2 separate regions of the Homo sapiens genome follow, and region 1 is linked to region 2. The links are chromatin contacts, found by Hi-C or POLR2A ChIA-PET in ENCODE. All regions are on one chromosome and are shown on one strand. Each heading gives the region's core, a stretch centred on a gene start or an enhancer-like site at or near the end of the contact. The rest is flanking DNA. Distances are from core to core; before and after follow the strand shown.

What was found. A loop is a pair of places that touch in the nucleus more often than their neighbours do. ChIA-PET counts read pairs that join two places held with the same protein, here RNA polymerase II (POLR2A). Pooled maps may share reads with other maps.
Region 1: a pooled map shows a loop between it and region 2 (12-fold over the local background). The contact joins two enhancer-like sites. A Hi-C loop is called at or near these places in 1 of 50 pooled maps. POLR2A ChIA-PET finds 5 or more read pairs at or near these places in 2 of 52 experiments (BJ and GM12878).

Annotation. Positions count from the first base shown.
Region 1 is chr10:35,007,408-35,014,603 of GRCh38, forward strand. It overlaps CUL2 (cullin 2), which reads right to left. Exons shown (of 21, transcript NM_003591.4): 19 at 6,292-6,393; 20 at 4,441-4,557; 21 at 1,144-3,035. The coding sequence ends at 2,904. Among named protein-coding and RNA genes, the nearest start is that of LINC02635, 38 kb to the left of the region's middle. RefSeq lists an enhancer at 5,289-5,859. Within about 2 kb of position 4,689, at least 2 of the 41 ENCODE cell types and tissues checked have a DNase peak (open chromatin) inside an H3K27ac peak, as active enhancers do.
Region 2 is chr10:34,961,417-34,969,081 of GRCh38, forward strand. It overlaps the pseudogene PRDX2P2. Among named protein-coding and RNA genes, the nearest start is that of LINC02635, 7.8 kb to the right of the region's middle. Within about 2 kb of position 6,280, at least 9 of the 41 ENCODE cell types and tissues checked have a DNase peak (open chromatin) inside an H3K27ac peak, as active enhancers do.

The DNA of each region.
Region 1 (7,196 bases), core at 3,439-5,938, 44 kb after region 2:
ACAAAATAACATAGGTGGAAGCACCTGTCATCATTTATACTCAAAAAGGTTTTTTAAAAAAGTGAACAGACATGGGATAGCATGGTAGCGTACATAGGTTACAAAATCCTAAAAAGATAGTAAGTTATAAAGAAAATAAAGCATAGTGGCTCACACCTCTAATCCCAGCACTTTGGGAGGCCGAGGCAGGTGGATTGCTTGAGCTCAGGAGTTTGAGACCAGCCTGGGCAACATGGCAAAACCTCGTCTCTACAAAAAATACAAAGATTAGCCGAGTGTGATGGCATGTGCCTGTGGTCCCAGCTACTTGGGAGGCTGAGGTGGGAGGATCACTTGAGCCTGGCAGGTCGAGGTTGCAGTGCGCCGTGATTGCACCACTGCACTCCAGCCTGGGTGACAGAGCGAGACCCTGTCTTAAAACAACAAAACAAACACACAACCCCCAGAGTGCTTGTTTATATTAAAGCAAATGGTCATAAAATATTGGACTAAACCTTAAAATAAGTCTGCACCTTCAGTAGCAATTAAATATTTGCTTTCAAAGGGAAAGGACTGGCATGTGGACAAGGCCTCATGCTGGCTGGCTATAAAATGCATCACTGACTCACATACGTAAACTACCTTAGTATTAATGACTTCTAAAAAACTTCTGAGGGTTTTGCTTACTTGTGTTTTCTGCAGTGAAGCATAGAAAATCCTCCTCTCCTTGCTCCTTTTTCCTTTTCATAGCTCTGAGCTGTTTTGCCCACTCGCACTAGTTACTGCACAGCAGGGCGGCCAGGTCAGAGCTCTGGGCTGTGTGCTACAGCTTCTGCAGTGATGACTTCAATCTCCTGACCTAACTTGACAAGACTGCAACTCTTCCCAGCACTCTCTGCAGGGGAAGGTGTGCGCTGCAATGAATTCCAAACATTGCTCCCTTTCTGAATGGTGCCTTGGTTGAACAGATTTGGCCTCTCTTCCTCATGCGAGAGATGTTTCCTTTCAGATAAAATGGAGAAAGGATGTGAAGAAAACTCTTGTAAGCCATCTCTGTAGACCTCCGCACAAGTATTTTGTCCATTTTTCAGTATATTTTCTTGACAATTAGATACCAGGATAAGACTTAATTTAACATTTATAAATATTTAAGAAAAAAAGGAATCAATTTGGAAAACTTTTATCAATCAACAAGTTATCAAAACAAGGGTTTGCTTTTTGACAGTGAATGTACAATATTATATGGTTTGCCATTATTTCCTCTTTTGGAAGAAAGGTAAAATGAGAAATACATTATATAAGTCATTATAAGTTCAGTAGATTTTTAAAACACTTGAGACACGAGTTAGAAAAAATGCAATTGAATAAACCAATTGTAAGACCCATCTCAAAACAACAAATTTAAATATGAACCACATATTAGATGATACTAAGTAATTATTGTTTTTGTTAGGAGTAATAATATCACTGTGGATTTTTTAAAGGCCTTACTGAAGTATTATAAGTGAAATAATTTGTGTGATTTGCTTTAAAATATTCCGATTTTAAAAATTTTGTGTTGGATGGATGCAGTGGCTCATGCTTGTAATCCCAGCACTTTGGGAGACAGAGATAGGATTGCTTGAGGCCAGAAGTTCCAGACTAGCCTGGGAAACATGGCGAAACCCCGTCTCTTATTTTTTTTAAAATAAAGAAAAATTGTATGTTGAGGGAGGAGGGGTGTGGTGGTGGTGGTGATGGTGTGGATAGACAATAAATATGATAATAGATCGCAGTACTCTTAACACTGCTGTTGAGATATATATATATATATATTATATATATATATATATATAAAATAAACAAAATAATGGGATTTATATATGTGGCACCCAGTACAATGTACAATTTTCTTTTTTAAAAAAGTATTTAGGTTATGCATTGCTAAGCACATCTGTGATTGATGAGAGTGACTCTAGTATCTAAACTGTTGGAGGAGGGTTGTAAGGGTAACAGGTAGGGGAGGCATATAGAAGGAATATGTTGGTATCATAGATTTCCTAAGACTCAGGGAAGGCCACAGAGCTAGGGTACTAGTCTATGCTAGAATTAATGGATTATGCAACCGAAGAAAGACAACTTTTGAATGAAAAGCTCTCTCTGTGCCAGACTTGAGGTCACCAAGCATCCTGCTCACACTCTGCGATGTCTGTGGAGTAGCACACCACCAGAAACTGCTGATGGAATTACATCTTCAAGATTCAAAATGTTTAGATCCAATATATCTAATCCATAAAAATAAAGCATTCTTTATGCTGAATGCAGTCCTATGCAGTCAAGAACAATAATCTAGACATTTTTCATGTAGGATTTAAATAGGAGTACAAGTGAATTAAACCATTCAGATAAAAACGCAACTAAAGATGCATTAGCTGCTTTGAGTCAATATATTTTGTGGTCAACCTGATACTCCATCCACATAAAAAAGGCATTCTATTTCTTTATTTTTTTTTTATTTGACAAGCAGCAGTATCATGTTTGTCATTTTAATGTAGATACAATTATTAGGTTATCTGTCATATTACAATATTTAAGTTTTTAAATTTTATGTCCTTTAAGATACATTAAAAAAAAAAAAAAAGACACATCAACTGCAAACGTGAAGGGGAGAAAAAGCATGGTACCCAACCGAATTTCCACTTTTCAGCAATACTTCACTCATTCTTTTAATAAAGTTTTAAGAAATGTCATAATGACATGAGCTTGAAATATCTCTAGGCATTTTCTTTGACGCTCATGACGTGGCACTGGTGATGTTGTAAACAGCAGAAAACAGGGGCTGCCAAATGACCAAATTATGGAGGCACAGTCCTGCTTTTTCCCACAGGAACACACCAAATGGTGATGGCAATGATCTTCTCACACCACGCTGGAGGAGAGCGACATCACGCGACGTAGCTGTATTCATCTGCCGACGCCTGGCTGCGTTCTATGTATTGTTTGTCTATCAGAACTTCAATACACTTCTTAATCATGCTGATACTGGGATTAAACCTAGCTCTTGACTGGCTAATCACCTGTGGAAGAGATGTGGAAGTCAAACTACTGCCAGTTCTTCAGCTATTAAGTAATGACTTTTAACCAATCAGTTTAAAGTGCCTCAAATGTACTGAGGTTTCAACAAATGGGCCAAATTAAGTATGAAAATAGGAACTACAATGTGGAAAATGGATACAGCAAAATCTAATAATGATACATAATTAAGTGAAACAATAAACTAATTAACCTAAGTACTCACACACAACCCCAAGCTTCTATTTAACTCAACTCTCAGCTCTTAGTTCAAACACTTTCTCAAGAAAGTTTTCCCCAGCAGCCCCTAGGCCAGGATATTTAAATACATTCTCATAGTACTGTATACGTTTCCTTCAGTGCATGCTAATGTAATTTTACATTTATTTGCATATCATTTCAATAGTGTATTTCTTCCCCCATTAAACTGTGAACTCCAAAAAAGCCTGCCATATCTTCAGCTGCTCTGTGCTATATCCCAGGGACCAGCCCAGCTGTCTATCACATGGTAGGCTCAGATAGTTATGGAATGAATGAATATCTGATGGGTCAATTTCCTTCAATAACTGGACAGAAGACTCAATGAATCAGCAAGTTTTAGACCTCTAAAATAAAGCCAAAGCAAATATGAATTTATTATTATCATTTGAGATAGCATCTCACTGTGTCACACAGGCTCAATCCCTGGGCTCAAGCAATCCTCCCGCCTCAGCCTCCCAAGTAGTTGGTACTACAAGTGTGCCGCCACAACTGGCTAATTTTTTAATTTTTTAATTTTTTTTTTTTTTTTTTTTTAGGTGAGATGGGGTCTCCCTGTGTTGCCCAGGCTGGTCTGAAACTCCTGGACTCAAGTGATCCTCCTGTCTTGGCCTAACAAGACATTCAGATTACAGGTGTCCACTGGGCATGGTGGCTCACACCTGTAACCCCAGCACTTTTGGAGGCCGAGGCAGGTGGATCACCTGAGGTCAGGAGTTCGAGACCAGCCTGGCCAACATGGTGAAACCCTGTCTCTACGAAAAATACAAAAATTAGCCAAGTATGGTGGTGCACGCCTGTATTCCCAACTACTCGGGAGGCTGAGGCAGGAGACTCACTTGAACCTGGGAGGCAGAGGTTGCAGTGAGCCAAGATCACGCCACTGTACTCCAGCCTGGGCGACAGAGCAAGACTCTGTCTCAACAACAACAACAAAAAGGATTACAGGCATGAGCCACTGTGCCCAGCCTGCAAATCTGAATTTAATACTGAAATTGTGAGTGAGTACGATTCTGATTAAGTATGAAACATTTCTTTATGCTATCTGAGGATCAGGTTATTTCTGTATCCTCTTTAAGAAGAAAGAGACTGAATCTGTACAATGACAATGCCCTCTACCCTAAGAAGCCCTGAGGACTGCCCTCCTTTTACCTCTTGAATAAGGGCATTGTGCCGAAGCACTTTTCGTGCTTTCATGATACGAACTATAGCAGCTTGGAGATACATTTTCCGGTCCTCATCAACTGCACTTCTAGTCTGCTCCATTTCCTGTTTTACAGAAGAAAAGAAAAAAGACCCAACAAGACATTAAGTCACTGAACTTGTTTTCAATTCATTTTATCAGTGAGTGCAAATACTTTTTTTTTTTTTTTTTTGAGACAGGGTTTCACTCTGTCGTCCTGGCTGGAGTTCAGTGACTCGCTCTCAGCTCACCGCAACCTCCATCTCCTGGGTTCATGTGATTCTCATGCCTCAGACTCCTGAGCAGCTGGGATTACAGGTATGCACCACAATATTGAGCAAATTATATAGTTATGTTGTGCCAATATCACATAACCACTGCTAAAACATCTACAATTTCTAGGGTTAAAGTTGAAAGATTAGAAAAAAATTTACATTATTGTAAACTGTACTGTTAAGGTAAAGAGGCAATAAAGGAGGACACAGCAATAATTTGCAAGATCATTTTCTTATCAGTGATTACAGAATCTTTCATGACGCTTTTAGATGGAGTTGTGTCAACTGCAGTAATTAGCTCCAAATGCATACTGGATCAGGCTTCAAAGGGAAGAGCTGTGAAGTGGCATTTTATGTGGCTCAAGCAGAGAAGCCAGGAGAGGGGGCCTATCTCCACGGAGCTCAAGAAACACAGAAGCAAGGCATAGAAGCAGACCATGCCACATTAAGAGGATCTCCTCACAGCGTTTCAAAGACAAAATACAATCTATATATTGCAAATTATTATTTATTAGCCTGGAGGAAAATGGAATCTTGACCATTTTAGGTTTCAAAGTAAATGGCAGTTAATATTTGTCTCCCCCCATCGGGAATTAAGTTTCTGGAGAGGGTCTAACATCTTATATTATCTTCACATCCTGCATCAGCCCAAGGACTGCACACCGGAGGCAATCAGGAAGCATAAGTGATAGAAACAGTCTATCCCAGACCAAAGCAACAATCACTGCTGAGTTAAAATAATGAAGAGCAGAAGTCCCCTCCTCACACTGGCCTGTCAGTACCTCACTCCACACCCACTAGATCACAATCTGCATTTGAACAAGATGCCCAGGTGGCTCATTTGCATATGAAAGTTTAAGAAGCATTTTCTACTGACAAATTTTCTTTGAAAGAAATGAGCTGTAGGCCAGGCGCGGTGGTTCACACCTGTAATCCCAGCACTTTGGCAGGCTGAGGCGGGCGGATCACGATGTCAGGAGATCGAGACCACCCTGGCTAACACAGTGAAACCCCGTCTATACTAAAAGTACAAAAAACAAAATTAGCCAGGCATAGTGGTGGGCGCCTGTAGTCCCAGCTACTCAGGAGGCTGAGGCAGGAGAATGGCGTGAACCCGGGAGGCAGAGCTTGCAGTGAGCCGAGATCACACCACTGCACTCCAGCCTGGGCGAGAGAGCAAGACTCCGTCTCAAAAAAAAAAAAAAAAATGAACTGGAGAACTTTCCCTTATTTTACAAATGAAAAATATGAAATTTTATTACTTCTCAATGTGGGAATTTTCGGAGAGAATGCATAGTTACACATTCTAATGGTTTAAGAGCAAATACAACAAAACCATACCCTTTTCCTTAGAAAAAACTAAAATACAAGTAGAGATTTCTGTTTGACTGTAAGGTTAATAAATGCCAACAACAAACCAGAAAAGACATATCCCATTATTAATTTTGCTGTGCAAAGTTTTGCACAATCTCAATGTAAACACTTGTAAAGTCCAATGCTTAAATGTTTCCCCCTCAAAAAAAACTTGACATTAAAAGCACTTACTTGTGGTGTGTCTTTCTGCATTGATGTAGTAATTTTAAATTTTGTTCTTTTACTGCTAAAGTTCATATTTAATGAAAACGAAGATTCTGCATCAATATCTTCCTACATTTAAAAATAAAACATTTATATTTATAAAAACCAAAATCTTTAAATAAGAGTTTGCTGCAAGCAATTCTGCTAAATTAATGACCAAGCAAAAAAGCCTCCACTCTCATAACTTTTATATTATAGATTACCAAATTTAAGAGAAAAATAATTCTTTTGTTCAAACAAACAGGAAAAAACCCAATTATTTTCTACTTTTACATCTGCCAGAATCTTAAGCAGTTTATGTTTGGGAATAAGCTATTTTCTGGTCCTACTATTCTATATACACTACTTTTTGATAAAATAAGAGTCAAGCTCATTGCCTAGAGTTTGACATTTTAATTTTTATGAAACACCAAAGTGCGTAACTTTTCCATCACCCCATTTTGAAAAAGCAACCACATTTTTTTTTACAAATGCCGCAGTAACAAAATACCCACTGTAAATGGCCTGATGACAAGAGAAAGCTGTGCCTCCAGTAGCACACAGCATCAATTTGCTGTGACCTGGGGTGATGGTGAAAACATTTATTTCAATCCATGTTTTATTCACTCTTCAAGAAGCAAGTGGCCTTTGCTCAGGGGAAAACTGTTTAGGCAATTTTTAGAATAACAACTTCTGTATCAGGCTTAAGAAAGCCACTGATATCATAGAGTGGAATTTCTCTGGCAGCAGAATCAAAAGGCACTTGGAAGATGAAATAATTCTCAATAATAATCTAAGACATTCTGCTAAGGAATGGACAGATTCATAATTAAATTTAAAGGCCAGGCATGGTGGCTCACGTCTGTAATCCCACCACTTTGGGAGGCTGAGGT
Region 2 (7,665 bases), core at 5,030-7,529:
CTCAGCCTTTCAAGTAGCTGAGATTACAGGCACACGCTGCCACGCCCAGCTAATTTTTTGTATTTTAGTAGAGATGGGGTTTCACCGAGTTGCCTAGGCTGGACTTGAACTCCTGAGCTCAGGCAATCCACCCGCCTCGGCCTCCCAAAGTGCTAGGATTACAGGCATGAGCCACTGCGCCTGGCGATATTTCTTAATAAATTCATGTCTTGCTGAGTGTGGTGGCTCAAGCCTATAATCTCAGCACTTTGGGAGGCCAAGGCAGGAGGATCGCTTGAGGTCAGGAAATCAAGACCAGCCTGGGCAACATAAAAGACCCTATGTCTGTTTTAAAAAATTTAAAAATAAATAAATAAATAAACTTGTCTTGACGCTCGAGACCAGCCTAGGCAACATAGCCAGTCCCCCATTTCTACAAAAAATAAGAAAATTAGCCGGGTGCAGGGGCACATGCCTATAGTGCCAGCTACTTGGGAGGCAGAGGTGGGATGATCACTTGAGCCCAGGAGTTTGAGGCTGCAGTGAGCTATGATTGTACCACAGCACTCCAGGATGAGTGACAGGGGGACACCCGTCTCTAAAAGTAAATAAATACATAATAAAATCCTGTCTTTTTTTTTTTTTTTTGAGATGGAGTCTTGCTCTGTTGCACAGGCTGGAGTGCAATGGCGCGATGTCAGCTCACTGCAACCTCCACCTCCCGGGTTCAAGCGATTCTCCTGGGTCAGCCTCCTGACTAGCTGGGATTATAGGCGCGTGCCACCGCACCTGGCTAATTTTTGTATTTTTAGTAGAGACAGGGTTTTGCCATGTTGGCCAGGCTGGTCTCAAACTCCTGACCTCAAATGATCTGCCCACCTCGGCAGGTGAGGAGAGTTGATGTGAATTTCAGGAACACAGCCCGGGGCCAGGGCCATAGGGGGATGAGTGTTGGGCCTCCAGCTCCTCACACAGAGCTATCCTGCCCCAAACCACCCAGGGCATTTTTTGCCACCAGCTCCTGCCTCTGGATAATGTTTTTTTTTTTTTTTTTCAGATGGAGTCTTGCTCTGTTGCCCAGGCTGGAGTGCAGTGGTGTGATCTTGGCTCACTGTAACCTCCACCTCCCAGGTTCAAGCAATTCTCCTGCTTCAGGCTCCCGGGTAGCTGGGATGACAGGCGGGCACCACCATGACCAGCTAATTTTTGTATTTTTAGTAGAGTCAGGGTTTTACCATGTTGGCCAGGCTTTGATCCACCCACCTCAGCCTCCCAAAGTGCTGGGATTACGGGCATGAGCCACCGCGTCCAGCCTGCCTGTGGGCATTTTGTCTTTCTCCCTCTGTCCCCACTCTCACATCCCACCTCACATGCACAGAAGCTATTCCCTCCACCCTTCTTCTGTGCTTATTCTTGGAAAAAGACACAACAAACCCATGTACACTCATGCTGGTGATAAGACTGTTACCTGCTCCCCAGCAAAGCCTAAGCTGTGGTCACAGTTACAAAGGCCTATGGAAATCCAGATTTTTGTGCATACTTTTCTGATTTTTGTCTGTTAAAAACCAACCAGTGTGTGTTAAAATATTTTGTTCATGGGCAGCCTCTGGCCCACAAGACAGGGGAGAACGCCATGTGACAACAGAAGGTGGGAGGGACCTGTCAGAAGCCAAGGAATGCCAAACATGGCCAGCAAACCACCAGAAGTTAGGCTGAGTCAAGGAAGGGTTTTCCTCTGCAGGCTTCAGAGGGAGGACGACCCTGCCAACACCTTGATTTTGGACTCCTGAGCTCCAGAACCAGGAGACAATAGACTTCTGTGGCTTTCAGCCATTCAGTTGGTGGTGTTTTGTCATGGCAGACCAGCAAACAAACACAGATTTGATACTTTATGTCCTCTGGCCAAAGGTCGGACTTTAAGAAGTCACAGGGAGGCAGCTTTGTGTGCCATCTTGGAGGCCACCAGCTGGCAGGATGGCTCCATTCACATGGCCCGTCTTGCAAGAGGGTCCCAGGGCATTTAGGTCATTGAGTGAGTGTGTGCTCCCAGGAGCCAGCAGGGCATCTGGCATCACAAAGACATCCAGAAGTGAGTTTGAATTCTGTTTTCTCAGATGCCACAGCTCTCTTTAAGGACTCTGGCCCAGACTGTATTGGGGACTCACCTGCTGAGCCAGAATAAAAGTGCAGAAAGTGCACCCCAATCGCTGCCTCCCCTGAGAAGAGAAAGCCCATGGAGAGGGTGCTGGCTGGGACTCTGCCCGGCTGCACATGGACTCCTGCCTTCAGAATTGGCTTGGGGCTTTTGATAACAGGATTTCAAGGAGAGTGTCTGGGTTTATGGAAGTAGGGCCTCTAGACTGATAGCGGCTGCTTCTTCTTTAAAAAAAAAATCCTCTCTGAGCTAGATTCTAACATCAAGTCAGCAGGCAGAACCATTTTAAGAGGACAGGGCATGGTGGCTCACACCTGTAATCCCAGCACTTTGGGAGCCCGAGGCAGGTGGATCACTTGAGGTCAGGAGTTCGAGACCAGCCTGGCCAACATGGTGAAACCCCCGTCTCCACTAAAACTACAAAAATTGGCTGGGCATGGTGGCGTGTGCCTGTAATCCTAGCTACTTGGGAGGCTAAGGCAGGAGAATCACTTGAACCAGGGAGGCAGAGGTTGCAGTGAGCAGAGATCACGACGCTGCACTCCAGCCTGGGCGACAGAGCGAAACTCCGTCTAAAAAAACAAAACAAAACAAACAAACAAAAAAAAAACAGGACAGGACAGATCTGCTGAGAGCTAGGGTCACAGGATCCAGAACCCGAGCAGGGTCTCAGGTTGCATGGAATCAGGAATCAGCCTGAATTATTCCTCAGAGTGGACACAGAAGAAACCCAGGTGGAAACCAAGTGTGGATGTGTGGCTAAAGAGGGAGCAAGGCAGCCCCAGCCGAGCCGCGTGGGCGGATCCCAGGTGCAGGCAGAGCGGCAGCCGCAGGACTCAGAGGTTAGGTGGGCTCTGGAAGTGGGTGCCAGGCAGGGCAAGGCCCCGTGCGCAGTAGAGAGTGTCAGTCAAAGCAAGCGCACTGGGGACTTGTCCCTGTGGGGAGTTCTCATGTTGTGGCCCAAGGGTGGAGAGTTGGGCTAAAGAAGCAAGCTCAGGCCAGATTGGGCACAGTGGCTCACACTTGTAATTTCAGTACTTTGGGAGGTTGAGGTGGGAGGATCACTTGAGTCCAGGCGTTCAAGAGCAGCCTGGGCAACAGAGCAAGACCTTGTTTCTAGAAGAAATTTAAAAAATAATGATAATTAGCCAGGCATGGTAGTGTGCGCCTGTAGTCCCAGCTACTCCAGAGGTTGATGGGAGGATCGCTTGAGCCAGGAGTTAGAGGCTGCAGTGAGCCATGATCATGCCACTGAACTTGAGACTTGGCAGCAGAGTGAGATCATCTCTAAAAAATAAAAATAATAAAAAATAATAAGAAAATAAAGAAGCAGGCTCAGGCCAGAGAACAAGAGGAATGGGCCTCTTATCTCCTCTGCATGACTGAAGAGAATTCTGCTCATGTCTTTCACAGGCAGAGTGGCCGGGTAAATAGATACAGGATGCCCAGGGCACTGAGAGCACGGGTCCACGCATCCGGTTATCCTGCATCTGGCCTTTGCCCGTGGAGCTTTCAGTCATGGCCTCCGGTAACATGCACATTGGAAAGCTCACCCCTGACTTCAAGGCCACTGCCGTGGTGGATGGCACCTACAGGGAGGTAAAGCTGTTGGACTACAGAGGGAAGCACGTGGTCCTCTTTTCCATCCTCTGGACTTCACTTTTTTTTTTTTTTTTTTAAACAGAGTCTAGCTCTGTTGTCCAAGCTGGGGTGCAGTGGCTCGATGTCAGCTAACTGCAACCTCTGCCTCGTGGGTTCAAGCGATTCTCTTGCCTCAGCCTCCCAAGTAGCTGGGACTACAAGCACATGCCACCTTGCCCTGCTAATTTTGTATTTTTAGTAGAGATGGGATTTCACCATGTTGGCCAGGTCAGTCTTGAACTCCTGACCTCAGGTGATTTGCCAGCCTCAGCCTCCCAAAGTGCTGGGATTACAGGTGTGAGCCACTGAGCCTTGGACTTCACTTTCGTGTGCCCCCACAGAGATCATCGCATTCAGCGACCATGCTGAGGGCTTCCGAAAGCTGCAAAGTGCTGGGGACCTCGGTGGGCTCAGTTCACCCACCTGGCTTGGATCAACATCCCCCGGAAGGAGGGAGGCTTTGAGTCCCTGGACACCCCTCTGCTTGCTGACGTGACCTGAAGTTGTCTGAGAATTACGGCGTGTTGAAAACAGACGAGGGCATTGTCTGCAGGGGCTTTTTTTTTTTTTTTTTGAGACGGAGTGGCCCAGGCTGGAGTGCAATGATGCAATCTCGGCTCACTGCAACCTTCGCCTCTCCGGTTCAAGTGATTCTCCTGCCTCAGCTTCCCGAGTACCTGGGATTACTGGAGTGCGCGACCACGCCTGGCTAATTTTTGTATTTTTAGTAGAGACGGGGTTTCTTCACGTCAGTCAGGCTGGTCTCGAACTCCTGACCTCAGGTGATCTGCCTGCCTCGGCCTCCCAAAGTGCTGGGATTACATCTGTGAGCCACCACGCCTGGCCTGCAGGGACCTCTTTATCATCCATGGCAAGGATGTCCTTCCCCAGATCGCTGTTAATGATTGGCCTGTGGGACACTTTGTGGATGAGGCCCTGCGGCTGGTCCAGGCCTTCCAGTACACAGACGAGCACCCGGAAATTTGTCCTGCTGGCTGGAAGCCTGGCAGTGACATGATCAAGCCCAGCGTGAATGACAGCAAGGAATATTTCTCCAAACACAACTAGGCTGGCTGATGGATCATGAGCTTGTGCCCCTCCATGAGTGCCCTGTGTTGACCCAGGAAAGGCCAGATCTTCCTCTCTAAACTGTACAGCCTGGGACCCTGGAGAGCTAGGCCAAGGCCTTCTCATGCTTCCAACTGGGAGCTGGTGAATAGTGACACCCTCCCCAAAACCCACCCAGCTGCACACAGACCTGGAAATGACCAATAAAGTATTAGGGACAGAAAATAAATAAATGAATAAATAAATTAATTAATTAAATACAGGACAACCAGTTAAATCTGAATTTCAGATAAACAGTGAATAATTTATAATGTAAGTATGTGCAAATACTCCATGGGAGGCCCGAGCATGATGACTCGCATCTGTAATCCCAGCACTTTGGGAGGCTGAGGCAGTGTTTGAGCCAAGGAGTTAGAGACCAGCCTGGGCAACATAGAAAGACCTTATATTTGAAAACATTTAGAAATTAGCCAGGCATGGTGTTGTGCGCCTGTAATTCTGGCTACGTGACAAGCTGAGGCAGGAGGATTGCTTGAGCCCAGGAGGTCGAGGCTGCAGTGAGTTGAGATTACACCACTGCAGTCCAACCTGGGCAACAGAGTGAGGCCTTGTCTCAAAAAACAAAGGCAAAACAAACAAACAAACAAACAAACAAAAAACTCAATCAAACCAACAAAAAAACAGACATTGCATGGGACATATTTATATACTAAAACAATAAATAATTCCAATGTATATCCTAAAAATTGCACAGGACATCCTTATACTAAAAAATTCTTCACTACCTGAAATTCTGATATAACTGGGTATCCTGCATTTTCATTTGCCAAATCTGGCAGCCATATCCCAGGCAACAAAGAAAGCACCTCGGCCGGGTGCAGTGGCTCATGCCTGCAATCCGTCTCAAAAAAAAAAAAAAGTACCTCCTTCAGCATCACATTTTGCATCGACACTCAATAAATATCCACATCAAGGAGGAAAAAAAAGCCACCGGGCTGCAGAGAAGAGCAGGGTTATTGGAACCAGCAGAAACATGGTAAATTAAACTCCTCTTCCTGCCTCAAGCATTGAAGGTCATAGTGACGACAACTCTCTAGAAACTCAACCCAAACAGCTCCAGACCAAACCCGAGGAAGTCGCAGGAGTTTTCGACTTCTCTTATAATTACTACCCGAAGGCACCATATTGAATGCAGCTTGGGATGCCAGCAGCGTGGTTTGGGACGAGGCCCAGTGCAGTTTTTCCCAGAGCTATTATAGGGAAGTAGTCATGAAACAAGACGGATGCGCTATGGTTGAGAACTGCAGAGCTGACCCAAAATATTTCTAATGTGTGGAACTAGCTGGCAAGCGGAGAGCCTGAGAAAACAAAAAGAGCTGCTTGACTGCTTTGAAATGCCCAGATCCTCGAAGTGTGGCTTTTCCTTCATGCTATTAGCTGTGTTCCAACAGGCAGAGAGCCAAGGGAAGAATTCCAGTGGGGGCCATCTTGGCAGGCGCACAGTTTGGCCTTGACAGCTTCATTTGAAGGGCAAGACAGGGTGAGAAGGAGGGAGGGCCCGGGGGAATCGGGAGGCCAGAGGACAAGCCCTTACCTCTGTGGGGTGCCTCAGAGGGTCACCAACACTCACAAGCCACTCACTTCTTGCAAAGACTGCCTGAAACAGGTACTGTTTTCTCCATTTTACAGACGGGGAAAGTGATGTTTCCAAAGTTATCTAGTGGCTTAGAATTCAAACTCAACACTTTTTTTGTTTTGTTTTGTTTTGTTGAGGGGGGAGGTCTTGCTATGTTGCCCAGGCTGGACTCAAACTCCTGGCCTCAAGCAATCCTCCCTCCTCAGCCTCCCAAAGTGCTGGGATTACAAATGTGAGCCACCACTCCCAGCCTCAAACCTTTTTTATTCATACTTTTTTATATTTATAATAAATATATTATACTTTTTAATTTATTTTTTGCATAGGTAATATATTCACATGGTTCAAAACCCAAAATATACTTAGGGATATAGTGGAAATCCTGTCTCCCTGGGCCCCAGCCTCCTGCCTCTCCTCTGCAGAAGCCCTTGATGTTTTTCATTTCTTAAGTAACCTTCCAGAGATTTCTTTCTTTTCTTTTTTTTTTGAGACAGAGTCTTGCTCTGTCACCCAGGCTGGAGTGCAGTGGGCACAATCTCAGCTCACTGCAACCTCTGCCTTTCAGGTTCAAGTGATTTTCTGGCCTCAGCCTCCCTAGAAGCTGGGATTACAGGCGCCCGACACCACGCCCAGCTAATTTTTTGTATTTTTATTAGTGACGGGGTTTCACCATGTTGGCCAATTTGGTCTTGAACTCCTGACCTCAGGTGATCTGCCCATCTCGGCCTCCCAAAGTGCTGGGATTACAGGCATGAGCCACCACGCCTAGCCCAGAGAGATTTTATAAATACATATTTTTCAGCTTTTCTTTTTTTAGACAGATGATATTTACTATACACACTACTCTGCTATTCTCACTTAAATCAAGGTCTTTCAGTCTTGATCTAGTGCTCCATCTTTTATTATTATTATTATTATTATTATTATTATTATTATTATTATTTTAGAGACAGGGTCTCACTGTGTTGCCCAAGCTGGAGTGCAGCCATTTCTCTTACCGTCTCCTGTCTCTGAAGAGCAGGAGGAAGTAAAAGTTGAAAAACAATAGCAATGAAGTCAGTGGCAAGACCAGCCGGTGCCACTGATGACCTGGCCTGAGGTTAAAAGATTAACGCCCCCCCACTCTAACCACATGTGCTCTCAATCCATCACGACCCTTTCTTTCACGTGGACCCCCTTAGAGTTG